Linked DNA regions of Mus musculus: region 1 is linked to region 2. Evidence: chromatin loops called from intact Hi-C (ENCODE). Cell type or tissue: heart. All regions are shown on one strand. Each heading gives the region's core, and the rest is flanking DNA. Links, peaks and the distances in the headings are about the cores only. Region 1 holds the start of Atg9b (autophagy related 9B). Region 2 overlaps Kcnh2 (potassium voltage-gated channel, subfamily H (eag-related), member 2).

Region 1 (8,327 bases), core at 279-8,278, 58 kb after region 2:
TCCTGCAAGAGGTTGGACAGGGAGGGTAACATAAAGGTGGGAAACCCACAGAAAGGAAACGGTCACAGAAGGGCTGAGGAGGGGTCCTCAGTGAGCCCTTGAGAAATGCCCACAAAGTTCACACTTCACAAACGACATTCATGCCCTCTGCTGTTTGTATTCTCAGTCTTCCATGGGTGTACAGTGGGCTATGTCACATCATCTTGACAGCCCATGTAGCCTGCACTTGTGCATTCCTAACCTTTAAAGATGTCCCCAAGGCTAGGAATGTGGCTGAGTAGTACTGTGCTTGCCCAGCATGCCAGGAGCCCTAGGTTTGCTCCCCAGCAACAAAAATAAACAGTTGTCCTCACCATTAATTTCTAATAAGGTAAGTAGGAATGTGACTCGTAATTCAAGGCTCTCTGAGACTCCCAGCCAACTTGGGGTATGTTTTTAAACACTGAAAATTGATCTAGGCCAAGAGGCAGTGTGGGGAGGTCCCTTTCTTCCTATCCTTTTGTGACCTTACTCCAGAGGCAGCCACTAGATTGTCACTTACTTCTCTGCACACTGGGCCGAGGGTAGAATGGCATCTGACAAGGTCACTTTGCTGTGTAATGGTCCACGTCTTGTATGGTTCTTTGGTTGGTTGTTGAAGAGAACATTGTAATCCACGCAGCGAAGGAGGAAGGTTGTAAAGGTGACAATGAAAATGAACTGCCTGAGGAAAGGATGCAGGAGAGGTCTGCTCAGGCTAGGGGCATGACGGACGGACAGACTCCTAGCCCAGACACCAGACAGGCTGCAGCTCTATTTGGCCCCCTGGCCCTTCAGAGCCCCAACCAAGCCTAAAACTGAAAAGAAGAGCTGGGGCATAGCTCAGTTGACAGAGTCTGCCTAGCATATAAAGCCCCGGATTTCATCTCCGGCACCACGTAAACTGGGTACAGTACTGTGCCTGTAATTCTAGCACATAGGAAGTGGAGGCAGGAGGGACAGGAATTCAAGTCTAGCCTAGGATACATGAGACCCTGGGTCAAAAAATCAATAAAGTAGAATAAATACTAAAATCAAGAAGAAAGAGCAGAGCTTAGGGATAGGACTGGCTTCTCACCCCAGCTGGAAGACATCCTCCAGCAGGATACAGGCAAAGCCATTCCGCTGATGATAGCTGTAGATGTGGCAAGTTTGTCAAGAAATTTGCCTAAGCCTACGGACTCTTCCCGTAGAAACTTCCCCCACTCTTCCCTGCTCCACAGTCCCCCCACCATGCCCCTCTGCATGCTGGGCACAAAGGATATCTTGGTGAAAAAACTGTCCAGGTTCTGGATGTGATGCCAGGAACCTGGGCACAGAGAAACAGTGTCAAGACTTGGCATTGTCCCATTTGTGATTAATTTCTCTATCAAACCCAAACCTGCCTCGACCCCCTAACCCACCCAACCTTCCATATACCCACACACTCACCGCGGAGTCCTTCGGGTACATGAAGCAAGGGTTGGTGGTCCTCCCCATGGATAGGGGAGTCTTGAGACCCCTCAGGGTCACAGTCCTCTAGCCGTTCATAGTCCTGCTCAGGGATCAGAGGGCCCATCCGCAGCCCAGGATGGTCCTGGGGGCGCGGGCAGGAGGGAGGGGGAGTGGCCGAGGCCAGGGGTGGGGTGGAGTGGGACCCCCACGAGGGGGAAGCAGAGGTGTGTATCATTGTGGGATGGGCCTGCGTTGAGGGTGTGGTCGGGGTGGGTAAGACATTGTGTGGAGTCTGAGAAGCCCCTGCCTCCTGAATCACCAGGCAGGGAGACCCTGAGGCCGGAGGGAACACTGAAGAGGAGCAGCTTCTTGTGCGAGGGGCAGGGGACAGAGAGAAGACAGAGATCCTCCTTCCCCCAGTTCCCCGGCATGGAGAAGCAGGCAGTGGCAGTGCCATAGGGAGCAGAGGCACTGAGCTGGGCCCCAAGTCTCCCCACCGCCCCCGTTGCCTCCTGCTCCCCCCCCACCCCGTTCGTCTCACCATCAGGCCGCAGCTTCTCTTGAGAGGTTGAAGGGACTGGACTGCTGTTGTTTCCACAGAGGTCAGTGAAGCTGAGCGGAGACTTCAACAAGGAGCAGGACAACAACAGCACTAGGTGACTCAGGCTGGGCAGGCCTCAGGCATGCCAACCCTCAGCCACCTGTGTGATCACTCACACTCCTTGCAAGGCAACCTGGGGCCCAAGCCCCATGCCTGGGACGGACACCAGTTTAGGAGGCAGGGGCTCAAGAGCTATTGGGATTAGAAGAGACACCTATGATCTCTGCTTTCAGTCCTCAAGGGCACAAGTGGCAAAGACAGGGCAGCTGCAACAAAAATAATATGCACAGAGAGCAAAATCCTATCAGAGGGCTCTAGCATGTGCAGACAAAATAGTGAAGCTCTCGTTCCTACAATTGCACTCCCATCCCTTCACACCTGTGGGCACCAGTCAGTAGAGAATGATTTAAGGCCACATGCCCAAACAGGAGGTGCATTCAGATTTCCCAGCACTTAGGAGGAGACAGAGTAGCGGGATCAGGAGACTGAAGCTGTTCTGGGCAACATCTGACCCTATCTTAAAAAAAAAAAAAAAAAAAAAAAGCTGTATATTTTCTTTCTCTGAATGAAAGAGGGCAGACTTTGTGGTTAGCCAGGAGAAAACAAGGAGTAAAAGGAAGGAGTGCTAGCCATCCTAGATTGGAGCTTAAGGAAAAAAGGCTGGTTCCTTGAGAGTTCCACTGTATCTTCCTTATCCTCTTGAACCCTGATGTACTCTCCTCCAGTCCTGACCTGGTGTCGGGGCCTCCTGAGACACGTCAGCGCAGGAAGGCAGGGGCCTTGAGAGGATAATTTGGGTGTGTGGGGATGGACTGGCTCAGTTGAGTTCTTTGTTGTTGCCTCACCCGGGAGGAGGAGGCCCAGGTGGCTGGTCTGATGGCTTGCCCAACGCCATTCCCAAGGCCATGAGTCACCAACTGCCCTACTGAAGCCCATGCCTGAGATATTGACTTATGGAGCAGGTGTCAGGGCCTCCAGCGATCAAGCCAGTATCTCAGAGGCGGAGAGGAAAACTGTGCTTCCTAGAGCATTTCCTGGAGGAGCGTGGAGGACATCCATGGAACATCCCACAGGTTTATCCCAGACTGCCTGATTTTCTTATATAACAAGAGTTCATGACTCCCATACTTTTGTGTCTAGGTAAGGTGCAAAGCTATGCTTTGTGGCAAAATGGAATCCCAAGGAAGTGGGCGTGGGGGGGTACCCCGGTGGCAGGAAATTCCCATGATCTTTCTGAGACCTCTAGAGAGAGAGAGGTTAAGTGTGGCTTTAGCTGGTACCTCCCTCTGACATTACTCACATATAGTATATACTTGCTTAAGACTACCTCTACACACATCCTTATCTCCTCAGCCCCAAACTCAAGCAAATTCTGGCTCATTGCTCTGTCTAGTTTCACTCTGCTCATTCCAGAGCATGACTTTGCGACCCTCAGCTCAAGAAAAATTGAGTCCCGGAAGCACCACCAATAAATGACAATGATACTAGTAACATAACAATGTTCAAATGTCCAGATGGATTACCAGAGAGTAAATGTGAGCTAGAAACAGCACCCCCTGGTGGACAGTGGACAATAGCGTGCCTTTCTCGCGTGGAGGGGAACGGGTATGAGTCAGAGCCACTCCCACCAAGAAACCACAGCCCAGTGGAGGAGTTAAAACAAAAATAATAATTACACAGAAGGCATAGTGACTCAAGCCTCTAATCCCAACACTGGGAAGGAAGGATGGTGAGTTCAAGACAAGCCTGGGCTATAAAGAGAGTCTCAGGCTAGTCAGAGCTATGTAGCAGGTCTTGGGGGTACTTTGGGAGACAATTATAGCAAGAATAAGCTTAGCCCAACTGCTGCAAGAGCTATTCACTTTTGAGCTGGAACCTTAGGCCAGTGATTCAGACCCAAATGAAGAAGGAACCTAAAGGTTAGCTCTTAGGTTGCACTTTGATTAACTTCATGACCTACATACTAATAATTCACGATAACTGTGAGTAGCAGGATCACATAGGGAGATTAGAGACTCAAGTGGTGGCACGTTACGTGCATGTATGTTTTTGTTTGGTTTGGGTTGAGGGGTGTGTGTGTGTGTGTGTGTGTGTGTGTGTCTGTGTGTAGTTTTTTTTTTTAACTCTCAGGTCTGTTTTCACATATTCCTTCTCACGAAACCACCACTTCCTGTGATGCCAGGGAGCATAGAGATTGTCTGGAACAACTCTAGAGAAAGGGCTCAAGGTCAGAAGCGCCAGGACGTCCTCTAATGTGAGAATGAACGTCGCACAACCTCTGACCCGCACCTGACTTCAGGCCACTGAGCAAATAGCTAGAGCTGCTTCTGCTCGGTCCCGCCTACAGCCAACATTTTATCCAATCACAGCTTGCAGCAAGACTGATGTGTCTTTTCTCCAATCATCGCTGAGAATGGGAAGGGGTTGTCGGGATGGGGCCATAGCGAACATGGAACCCTCGGTAGGATAAGTGTGAGATTGCCGTTGCTGGCTGCCCCTATCTTATTGCCTCAACATGTTGGTGCACTTATTTCGGTTCGGAATCCGGGGTGGCCCAGTTCCAGGATGGTCGCTACAATCCCTGCGCTTCCAGACGTTCTCTGCCGCCAGGTAAAAACACAAGAGCAACTTGGAGTGTGGGCCATTGACCACCGTCCGACATCGCGCGGGGCCCGCCGGGATATGTAGTTCCGGGCTCGCGCGGGGCTTGCTGGGAGATGTAGGCTGTCTCGGAGGGTGTGGAATGTCACTGTCCAGGGAATTGGCCTCAATTATTCATGATGCTGTGTGGTGCCAGCAGGAGGCTCCGCAGGTCTGTATCCACTTGCGGTCAGGACTCAGCCACACCCAGTCACCACTGCCCACTAAGGGGCGCCACTCACAGCTCGCATTCGCTCTCTGGTAATCCACCTGGAGATCTGTAATTGGTGTCCATAGACATTTACTATTGATAGTGCTTCAGGATTAGCTGAAATAGTTCTAAATAATCAAAAGCGATACCTGAGCTGGCGAGATGATTTAGCAGTTAAAGGCACTTGCTACCAAGCCTGAAGACGTGGATTCTACTTGAAAACTCATGGTAGGAGGTATGCAGTTTCGGCAAATTATAATTATCCTCTTACTTCCACTATCCCAAACCCACTAAATAGATAAACACATACGTGCATTTAAAAAAAAATTTTAAAGTAGGTCCTAGCTAGAATCTACTGTGAATTCAAGGCCAGGCTGGTCTATAGAGAGCTCCAGGTCAGCCCAACTATACAGTGAAATCTCAACAGCATCCACGTTAAGCCCGAGAGTTGCTAGGAATTTGAAGCCAGCACGGACTACATAGTGAGTTCTGAGTGAACAAAACAAATAGGAATTTGATTCTTAGAGCTAGATGTATCGTCAGGAACCGAGCCTAGTACCCTTTACTCAAGAAGGTGAGTCTAAATCCAGTATACAGCCGAATGTATTCTATACATTCTAAGTTCAAGGCCCACCTGGAAAACTTTGTAAGATCCTGTGTCAAATATAAAGAGTAAAAGGGTCATTCATATGACTCAGTGGGTAAAGAAGTGCCACCAACGTGATCCCCTGAGTTTGTAATCCCTGGGACCCACGTGTGGAAGGAGAGAACCAGTTCTTGTAAACTGTCCTTTGATCTCAACTCACTGTGGAGTGCTCAGGCATGGGTGTGTTTCTCGCACCCCCCCCCACACACACACACAAATAAATAAATAAAATTACTATATTTTAAAAATAAAGAGTAGAAGGAGAGCTGGAGACATGGCTCAGTGGTAGGCTTTTTGTTTGTTTGTGTTTGTTTGTTTGACAAACATGAACCATAGATTCAATTCCTAGTACCCTGGGTGGGAAAAAAAACTGATCCATTCTTGGTAAAATTAAAAAAGCAAAAACAAAAACAGAAAAACGTACCCCACATTGATCCAGAGAGAATAATGAGTTGAAAGCATAGAAGAGACCAAAGTCTAATTTTTCTCTTTTTCTCCTAGTAATTTATTTTTTATGTACAGTGGTGTTTTGCCTGCACGTATGTCTGTGTGAGGATGTCAGATACCCTGGAACTGGAGTTACAGACAGTTGTGAACTGCCATGTGGATGCTGGGAATTGAACCCTGGTGCTCTGGAAGAGCAGGCAGTGCTCTTAACCACTGAGCCATCTCTCCAGCTCATTGTTTTTAGTTTTGTTTTTGTTTTTGTTTATTTTTTTAAGATTTATTTATTTAATATATGTGAGTACATTGTAGCTGTCTTCAGACACACCAGAAGAGGGCATCAGGTCTTATTACAGATAGTCGTGAGCCACCACGGGGTTGCTGGGAATTGAACTCAGGACTTCTAGAAAAGCAGTTAGAGCTCTTAGCTCTTAACTGCTGAACCATCTTCCCAGCCCTGTTTTTAGCTTTTTTTTTTTTTTTATAAAGATTTATTTATTATTATATGTAAGTACACTGTAGCTGTCCTCAGACACTCCAGAAGAGGGCGCCAGATCTTGTTACGGATGGTTATGAGCCACCATGTGGTTGCTGGAATTTGAACTCTGGACCTTCGGAAGAGCAGTCGGGTGCTCTTACCCACTGAGCCATCTCACCAGCCCTGTTTTTAGCTTTTTAAACAGAGTTTCACTATGTAGTTCTGGCTGGCCTGGAGCTCTCTATGTAGACCAGTCTAACCTTGAACTCACAGAGATCCACCTGCCTCTGCCTCCTGAGTGCTGTGATTATAGGAGTGCCCTCTACCCAGAACCTAGAATTTAACTGTAAATATTCTACAAGAAGCAACTGTTTCCCTGACAGGTCCAGGGGAAGGCTACCAAGGGTAGGTAACTATGAGGGGAAGGTTGCCAAAGGTAGGTAACTATGAGGCAAGCCCACCTGCCTGATGGAGGGAGGAGGGCAAGCATGGGAACTGGTGCTGGGAAGCCTTCCACCAGTTGTTGACAATCCCCATAGCTTCTTGGTTTGGAGGAGCTGAGAGAAGCTAGAAAGTAGCCATGATAAATTATTAATGTCTGAAAACAGTCTTTAGAAAGAGTGAGGGTGTTGGTAATATTTGGACCATAAAGAGACACAAGGTGAGACCAGATAAATGACTGTGTTCATTTCAGTTCATGAAACAAATTTAGCAGATCAGGGTCATTTTGAAAGGTCATCAGAAACTATCAGAATATCCATTTCAGAATTAAGGGACATATCTTATGAAACCTTTTAACTTTGGCATTCACACACGCACATGGTTCTGGGTTGTACTAAGTGCAGTGTACCGTCTCAGTGACAGTAAATCTGTATGTTTGCAAAAATTGCAGTGGTCAGCCTTACTGCATATCTAACAAGGGCATACACAGCTTAACAAACATCTGCTCAATAGATATCTCATATCCCAGAGTTTCCTAAGTTCTAGAGTATAAAATATGCCTCTGCCCCCTCAGTAAGACTACTGGAAAATTTGGGGGCTGGTGAGATGGCTCAGTGGGTAAGAGCACCCGACTGCTCTTCCGAAGGTCCAGAGTTCAAATCCCAGCAACCACATGGTGGCTCATAACCATCCGTAACAAGATCTGGCGCCCTCTTCTGGAGTGTCTGAAGACAGCTACAGTGTACTTACATATAATAATAAATAAATCTTTAAAAAAAAAAAAAAAGAAAATTTGGACAGTAGTACAGGAAGAAAAAAGAGTGAGTTTTATCTTAAACTGAGGCTAGATAGACATAAGGCATAGTGGGGGGCGGGGGCGGGGGAGGAACACTAGGCATCTGTTAATGATGTATATGTGGGTGAGTACATGAGTGCAGGTGTCAGAGGACACCAGAGGGGTTGGATCCCCTGAAGCTGTAGTCACAGGCTGTGTATTCACAGTTGTGAATTTCCTGACAAATATGCTGGAGTCAATCTCAGGTCGTCTACAAGAGCAGTGCCTTTGACTGCTCAGCCAGCTCTCCAGCCCCTATTTTATTTTAGTCTGTAATGAGGTCTCACTTTGTATTATAGGCTGGCTTTGAACTTGAAATCTTCCAGTGTCAGCCTCCCAAGTGCTGGGATTTCAGGAATGCACCACCCCCACGCCCCCACCTCCACTTACAGTCTTTCTTTTCTTCTAAGTCTTTCCTCATCTATTCGTCTATTTTGAACATTCGTCTGTGTACTTTTAGCCAGATAACTTCTGCTCCAAACTGTCCTGTCCTTCCCCTCTGGCTCTTTCGTATTATGACCTCTAAAATGCAAATCTGACTTTATTACACCTTATCCTAAAAACTGCAGATATCCCTAA
Region 2 (8,327 bases), core at 54-8,053:
CCTGCACCCTTACCTGTGCTTGCATGGCGGGGCGGAGGGGGCAGCGCTCCAGCCCGCATTGCCTCAATGTCATCCGCGGATGATGCGCGGCGCACGCTAGCGCAGCTCTCACGGGAGCGTGTCCGGGCCAGGCTGCAGCTGGAACCTGAGGCATCAGGGTTAAGGCTCTGAGCTCGTGGCGATGGGTGAGGGCCTCGGATGCTGGCTACTGGTGAAGCAGACCCCGGGCCCACCAGTGCTCGCCTCTCTTCTGCAGGCCCAAGCCCTGCCACATGGTTGTCCATGGCAGAAACCTCATCCAAGGCCAGGGACTCACTGCTGGGTGCTGCCGGCGTCAGGTCCACATCCACCACCACCGCCCCAGGGGCTCCAGCACTGCGCATGCTTCCTGTCCGCACAGATGATTCCCTGGCCGTCAGTGCCAACAAGGCAGGCAGCTTCAGGCGGAAAGTCTTGGCCCGGCCTGTGGGAAAAGGGTGGCCTATGGTGTGCGGGGTGACCAAAAAGAACTGGGTCCCTAATAGTGGAAGGCCCTCACCCCACCCGGTGCACAGTACTTGATTCCCCACACCCTGACAATTCTATCTAAAACCAGTCGTCTACTCCACAACTGCACTGGTTGAGAGGGTAACACATGCAGAGACTGACCCATGCCTTGGGTAGGTCACTGAAGGTCACACAGTAAATGGGGACTATGTCACCCAGCAGCTGGCATCCATAGGACAAGTTTCACTAAAACCCAAGAGGTGAGCTTTGTTGTCATGACTCTGAGGAGAATTGTTTAATTAAACCAAAAAAATGCCTCCTGGGGAAAGCAGAGGATCCGAACCTTCAGGTCAGCCAGGGGAAGTGTTGAAGCTGCTGCTTACAGCCACGGCCAACATGCCATCCCATCCTTTCTTCCATTAACCTCCACTCTTGGGACTTGGCCAAACCACAGAGCTGAGTTCATGAGACAGAGCTTTCTAATGGGCTGGTGGCTGGTGCTGCTTAAGCAAGCACCTATTATTTCTCCAGGGTGCTGCACAGGGATCCAGGAGGCAAGGCTAGGAAACATGCTCTGCCTGAAGAGCCTGCGATGCTGAGCCCCACTGCTCCATGGGCGTCTCTCCATCCTGGTCTAGGTAGACTGACCAGATGATTCCTTGGTGCTCCTTGCCCCTCACACAAGCATGTGACTCAGGTTAACAAAACCTCATTTCATGTCTTCCCGAGCTGACTCAGGAGTTTGGCTGCACTTACCAGAAGCTAGCCAGCTGGTAGAGGGGCCCCTGTGGTTGGTGTCATGAGCCGGGGACCCTACCATGTCCTTCTCCATCACTACTTCAAAGTTGAGGATGAACATGATCACAGCCCCATCTTCATTCTTCACGGGTACCACATCCACCAGACACAGGAAGCAGCTCCCTGCAGAGTAGGAAAGGCATTGGCCATGGTGACCCCAGATTCTCCTCCCCAAGTGTGCATGACACAAAATGGCCAGGAAGGACCTCTAAACCCAAAAGGGCCCATCAGCCTCTACCACAGCCCAATAGCCCACATCTGCAACTCCTGACCCTGCTCTAACCCTGCAGCTGGCTGTGCCAGACTGCCAGCCAGTCCACACTTCCTCCCTCACTGCTCATCTCATCTCTCAGCCTTCTTTCCCTGTTTCTCCTGACTTTCTTTCTCCAGCTTGTGACTCTTTTTTCCTCCGTGTTCTCATCTGTATCCCCATCTTTTCAATGTGCCTGTGCTTTTCCCTCCTTCAACGACACACTCCATGCTTTAATCCGGCATCGCCTGCTCCAGCCCCTGCTCTAAAGCTGTTCCACATGCCTGTGCCTCGTTTTCCTCACCTGTAGAATGGAATGGTAGCCATTCTTCCAGGAGTTGCAAAGATTCATTAAGTCCACATTTGTATGTGCTTATGGACACTAGAGACAAGTGGATACTGTATCTGTCTTATATGAGCAAGACCTGGCATATTGATACTATAGACAATTGGATACTGTATCCATCTTGTCTCGGTTCTCTTTAGCCTCCAGGCACTGTGTAGATACACAAGTATGCAACTTGAAATCAAGAGTTTCAAAACTTTACAGCATTTTGGGACTGCCAGGGTATCCAAGCACACAGTCTCCTATGTCATGAAAGTACTGGACTAAGACCTGAGAAACCAAGAATGCTGATCCCTCACCAGAGAACAAAGAAACACTGCTATGAGATTTTTCTTTGTCCTTCTTACTCTTAACTCCTTCTCTCCATCCCCCAGAGTCCTTGGAGCAGGCCAAATCATATCACCAGTTCCCTTGGGCTCTCCGAGGAATGAATACACAGTCCAGTGCCCTCCATGTTGATTTCTGAACTGAGGTGAGTGCCCCTGCCAGGGCTAAGCTAAGGGTTCTGCCTGCAAGAAGTTCTAGATGAATCAGAAGGGCACAATGACATCCTGGTCCTCTCACAGGGAGCCAGGCAGGTTGCCATCTACTGTCCATCATCAACATCCAAGTTTCCCATTATTCATCTGACTTCTCTGCCTCCTGGTAGTCACATTCCTTCTGAACAGCCTAACACCTAGACTAACCAATGCACTGTGGAAGCCGGTGACAGGCCATAGTGTCAGTGGTACAGCAATAGTGACATAGAAAAGGAAATCAGGAAGGAGGAGGCTTGGAAAGAGGTGAAAACTCACATGGTCTCAGGAGAGCCCTATCAGCCAACTTTGGCCTTCCACTTACCTTCATGTCCTGGAGCTCCCTAGATTGGTCTCCCAGCCTCTGACCCTCCCCTTACCCTGACTCCTGGCCCAGCTGTACTGGAGGGGTGATGACTAGAGTTAAAGGAAGAATGGAACCTGGAGCTCACTTGATGCCTGTCAGCCAGACCTGAGTGGGTGAGCACTAAAGGTACAGAAGAGTGCAAGCTGTGGCCACGCCAGCCAGCCATCAAGGGCGGGGCTCTGGAGACACTGGCCAACACTAGTGTAGACGTGCTGGTAGGGGACTGAGACCACAGCAGACAAGTGATCCCAGCAACTGTGGGTTCCCCAGTCAAACGAGAGCCTCTGAAATCCACTCAGGCAGACAGGCACAGCGGTGAGGGCAAGGCCCAGGCGGGGCTAGTCAGGAGCTCTCTGCCCTACCCACTACCCCTGCACTCACCATCACCAGGGCCCTCCTGCCTCTAACCGAGGGCCCTGAGCTCAGGAGCTCTGCCCGGGTGTCCCTTTAGCAGCTGCTCTTGTCCCCTGACCTCTGGCCTCTGACACACAGCTGTGGTGTTGAAGCTGTGTGGGGTGGGGGTGGGGGTGCCTGGGCCCAGCTGGAGGCTGTTTGGCACCCAGACAGACAGCCTGGAGTTTATGCCCTAATATGGTGATGGCCAGCAACGGCCTGAGCAGGGACTGGCCTCCTCAGGACTACAGAGGGGCAGGAGACTAGAATACCAAAGCTGGAGAGACCCCAGCTCTTACCCCCAAGAGCCCCAGAGATCCAGTCCCCAAGCCACTATGCTCACCGGGACATGTGTCAAAGAAGCCCGGAGTCTAGAACCAGGATGACTCTGGCGCTTCCAGATGGCTTAGGGGCTCTATCCCTGAAAGGGGCTAAGACATTCTGACCTGGTGTCAGATCTATCCATTCAGTCCAGGCTCCTCAGTAAGAGAATCCACACAGCCCAGGGCCCTGCATCTCAGATAGCTACGTCAGACCTTGGCAGCTCAGACAGTGACCCTAGGTCCCTGACCTGAAAATAATTCTTTTTAATTCTTCTCCAAGAGAAATTTCAAGATATGCCCCTCTCACAGGACAAGCCTGTTTCCCTCTTCCAGATACACAGACACAGAATGCTGACACTCCCCCTTTGCTGACATTCAAGGAATTTTTCTTTTCAAATATCCTGTCAAAGGCCTGGTTGTTCCGAGATATGACCTGTGCCCCCTTCCCGCTCCCCACCCCTCCCCCATCCTATGTAATCACTGATGGAAATAGATTGCAGTACCACCACGCATAGAAACAAAGAAAGCTGAAGACCAAGCAGGCCCTGGGCTCTAGAGGTACCAACCATCTCACTTGCCAACTTGGCAGAGTCTTATGTGACCTACCGGGTCACCAATCCCAGCTCTTTGGCTAGAAGTATGGAGGGGGTTTCTGGGGGTAAGGGAAGGACAGCCAGGCTGTGGGCAGGGCCCTCGGGTGCTAGCACAAAACAAATAGCCTGCGGTCAGCTTCCAGCTGAGAAGAAAGGTTGTGAACAAGTGGCTGAGCTGTCCCTGGGGAGCCTGAAACACTGCCTATCTACCCAGCCTCTCCCTAGATACCACCCTATTCCTCCCTCCTTCCCACTCGACCTGCTATCCCAGTAATGGTCCAGCTCATGTAAGGAAGAGGCAACCTCAAGGAGGGCCCTGGGGCCAGAGCTGGGCTAGGCTGCAGTTCCATCCAGCACCACTCTGTGGCAGGCACTGCCCACGTTCAAGAGGCAGACAGCTCTTGGAGCACTCCAGACCTGATGGGTGGGATGGAGTGGGGGTGGGGGTGGGGACACTGATGGGAACAGCAGGGAGCACCATTCTCTTTCTCAAGGAGGACATGGCACAATAGATGGGAGAGTCACCTTACAGAATGCTTATCTGTCACATGACATTGATCACACCGACTCACTGGGCCAAAGTCTGGATGAAATGACATACATAGTATATGACAGCCTGGCCTAAGAAGAGAGCTATGCACACTCAGAAGAAAGATGAACCTTTTCAATTGCCCCTGGGACAGTCTGATTTAAGTGGCTAATAGCAAAACATACCCTGATACCTGTCCAGCACCAGCCAGGCTCTATAACCATTTGGGTAGTGGGGCCTCCCTGCCCAGTCTAAGCCTGTCTTTGACCTCTCAGGACAGAAATAAAAAGAGGATGGCAGGCATACCAGTAACCACATACCTACAGGATCTGGCAGAGCCTTTGGTCTTGATGACCCAGGCCAGCCAGTCTCCTAGCAGCCTTCAAAGGTCATGCTGCTCACTCTAGGTCACTAGGTAGGGATGCAGTGGAAGGGCCACTCATTCTGAAAGCAGAAAATGTTCTGTTCAGACGACAAACCCTGGCTTGCTAGGATTCAATGCTCCATCACACTAAGGGGTCCACTTTGGAGTAACCCATCTGCACTCACCCAGCTCAGGTATGCTTCCAGTACATCAGAATCTAATCTCCCACCTCCGGGCACCACTGGCCCAGGCCTGCCTGAGTAGAAGTTATAGCTGGTGAGAGTTCAGAGAAGACCTACAGAAGACCTGGGCAGCCTTGGGCAACTTGGTGAGGTCAGGGTCTCACCTGTACAGCAGTAGGCTTCATGGCTTCCCCATTACCTCACAGTACCATTGAACATGCCACCACAGGTGAAGCATCTGGGATAACATGACCAAGAAGATGGCCCTGGTGCCTACTCTGACTGAGCCAGGTGTTCAATCGGACCCTAATTTGGCATCAGGACAAGATAGAGCAAGACAGAACAAACCACACGGTGGGTGTGTCCTGGGAAAATGAAGTATTCTGCCCCCAACAATCAAAAGACCCTGCTCTCCCTTGCATTTGCTGTGTAGCTGCAGACAGGTCACCCACCTCTCTGAGCTTAGATTCTCTGTGCATACCACAGGGACAAGAGATTTGTGCTCTGAGTGCCAGATGAGGTGACAGATGGCCTTCTAGAAGCATCTGGAGCTGTAATGAGGCAGAGTAGCAGGTCCCTGCAGGGAAGGTGACCTCTAGCACCCTCATCCTGGTTGCCTCCCTTGCCCCACTCCAAGCAGGAGGGGCTGCGCCAAAATGAGCCCAAAGTCACACTGAGGGCAGGGAGGCTGAGGCTGCAGTTGGCCCTGTCCGCCCCCCAGGCAGAGACTGTCTCCGGAGGAGCAGCCCAGGGCTGTGCAGTGTCAGGTTATATTTAGCCTGGTGGTGGCGACAGGAAGATGCAGCGGGAGCTGCTTCTGGCCAAGGGCCACCGTGTCGCTAACACCACTCTCATGGACAGGGGGCGGGGGGATAGGAAAGGCCAGGAGCATTGTGGACTCAAGGGACAAGATTGGGAAGTCTGAGAGGCCAGCCAGTCGATGGATCTGTGTCCCAGTGTGAGAACATGTGTACATATGTGTATCAGAATCAGAGACCAATCCTAGGGTCCTGAATCTAAGAACTGAGCTATACAGGGTTCTGGGGAACTCCCTGCCAGGCAGATTTGGGAAGCCACAAGCCAGACTCCAAGTCTCAAAGAAACATCACCTCCAGACTCAGTCCTCCACCACCCTTGCCTCCTGCCAACAATCTCTGTGTAGGGCTAGGGCCTCTGTGGGCATCTAATTTCCTGCTAAAACCAACAGCCTACGGCATGCTTGGGTCACCTCACATTACAACTCCTCAAAAGACAATCTCCACCCAGGAAAGCTCAAGCTGGCTGAGCTCCAGGGTCATGGGGCCATGCTTCCTCTTAGCTTGTAAGTGAGAGTATACCCTCTGTTTAACAAGGCACTGAGAGAACTCCGTGGGTAAGGGTACCTGCCACCAAGCTGACCTTCTAGCTTGATCCTTGGTATCCAACATGGTGGATAGAACTGACCCCTGCAAGCTGTCCTCTAACATACCATGACACATACATACACCACAGCACACACACACTCATACCATTTATACACTAATATATATGTGTGGGGAGGGGGAGAGTGTGTGTGTATGTGGTATGTGTGTGTGTGATGTATGGGGTGTGCGTGGGGGGGGGGTGTGTGCATGTGTGGTATGTGTGTGTGGGGTGTGTGTGTGTGTTTGTGTGTGTGATGTTTTTCTGAAAAGAAAGTAAGATGATGTCACATTGACCTGGGGAACGATGCCTCCACCTCTCTAACTGCACCCTGAGCAGCATCTCTCCTGCTGCTGCTCTCCCCACTTCCTCTATCCCCATCCCTTCCAGACCCCTCTGCAGAGGGTTTCCTGAATCTGTCTACATGGGTAGCTTCTCTCTGGGAACTCATCCAATACCGCACCCTTTGTAGAGGCTTGTGAGGTGAGTTCCCCAGTCCTACCATCCAGACCTGCACCGGGGAGACAGGCTTCAGAGCAGATGTTGAGTGCTCAGCTTTGGAAGGTCTGATGATGATCTCTGCACTGGTCACCTGCAGTTTTGGCCACTGTGGATACAGTGGCCCCACATCTCACCTTCTAGATCCACTCAGTACAGAACTGCTCGCATCCTGAGTGTGGACAAACAGAACCGCCATGGAAATTCAGGTGTTCTTCCAACGCAATATTACATTTAGTCACAAGTTAATATCGAACAAGATGGTGCTTGGACCTAAGTGAACTATGTACGCTGTGCAATTTCTGAGCCTTGCCCATTTCTTCCCCCTTCCCCGTGACCCTGATCCCTGTGTTTGCAGCTGTCACAGAGCAGCAGGGACACAGAGCTCTCGGTAGTCACTAGAGACTCAATCCTGTGGTCCCTACCATCTTCCTGGATTCTGTAAGGTCCTGTAACTGTCCTCCACCTTGGCTCCCAAACATGAACACAGCAGGGCCTAGAGAGGCCGCATGCAATAAGGCTCTGCCGTCAGTCTCTAAGCAGGCACAACCCTCTGGTAATTAACTCAAGAGGACAATTCCCCATGGCTTACTCTCCAATAGGACACTGTGAAACACCCACAGCAAATTTGTCAGTTAAGTTCCCTGATGGCACATGCAAGAATGGAGATATACGACCATGATGCAAACACAAAAACTGGCATTATTTTCAGGGTACAGAGTTGTCTCCTCAGAGAACCCACAAAGTCACCAGGTAAACACCAAGAACTGAGACGAGAGCTCCACCAGAAAGACCAGCCCACAAAACACAGCTTCAAACAATTAGAAAGTAGAGTCAGAAAACAAGACAGTACCAGCATAGTGGCCCACACTTGTGGCCCTAGCACTCAAAGTCAGCAATGGCTTCATAGTGAGAGTGTGAGGCTTCAGAAAACAGGGAAGGGTCAGCAAAGTGGCTCAGTGGGTACAACCACTAGCTGGGCAAACATGAGGAGCTGTGTTTGCTTCCCAGAACCAGCAGTAGAAAGAGAGGCAACTCCCCAAAGCTGTCTTCTAGCCTCAAACAATCACCATGACATGCATGATCACATAAATCAAATGTCTGTTTCCTTATCCCTGTGCATGTTTGTGTGTGCCTGCATGCATCTGTATGGCACATGTGCCATGATATCCATATGGCATTGTTTTGCCTCTGCACACACCAGGCTATCGGCCCATGAGCTTCCCAGGATTCCCGACCCCACCTTCCATTTTATCTGGTAGTATATGATTACAGTCCTACC

The links. A loop is a pair of places that touch in the nucleus more often than their neighbours do. Peaks named below come from ENCODE experiments on the same cell type or tissue, not always from the same donor. Only the 100,000 strongest peaks of a DNase experiment are listed, where the experiment ranks them.
Region 1: a loop joins it to region 2, with 3 times the contacts of the local background. A loop is called at or near these places in 4 of 42 quality-filtered maps.

The regions. Positions count from the first base shown.
Region 1 is chr5:24,389,921-24,398,247 of GRCm38, forward strand. It overlaps Atg9b (autophagy related 9B), which reads right to left and starts at 2,223. Exons shown (of 14, transcript NM_001002897.3): 1 at 1,450-2,223; 2 at 1,284-1,327; 3 at 1,097-1,161; 4 at 542-703; 5 at 1-2. The coding sequence starts at 1,996. It overlaps Abcb8 (ATP-binding cassette, sub-family B (MDR/TAP), member 8), which reads left to right and starts at 4,236. Exons shown (of 16, transcript NM_029020.3): 1 at 4,236-4,663. The coding sequence starts at 4,569. In heart, for the core only: CTCF peaks have their summits at 3,614 (motif pointing left), 4,891 (motif pointing right) and 6,535 (motif pointing right); DNase peaks (open chromatin) are centred at 2,951, 3,621, 4,431 and 4,751; H3K4me3 peaks cover 1,258 bases; H3K27ac peaks cover 1,675 bases.
Region 2 is chr5:24,331,650-24,339,976 of GRCm38, forward strand. Kcnh2 (potassium voltage-gated channel, subfamily H (eag-related), member 2) reads right to left here. Exons shown (of 15, transcript NM_013569.2): 3 at 1,243-1,407; 4 at 14-463. It overlaps Gm15589 (a long non-coding RNA gene), which reads left to right. Exons shown (of 4, transcript XR_003955875.1): 3 at 2,255-2,352; 4 at 7,020-7,143. Among named protein-coding and RNA genes, the nearest start is that of Kcnh2, 16 kb to the right of the region's middle. In heart, for the core only: CTCF peaks have their summits at 4,423, 4,623 and 5,924; DNase peaks (open chromatin) are centred at 4,422 and 5,872; H3K4me3 peaks cover 1,696 bases; H3K27ac peaks cover 5,859 bases.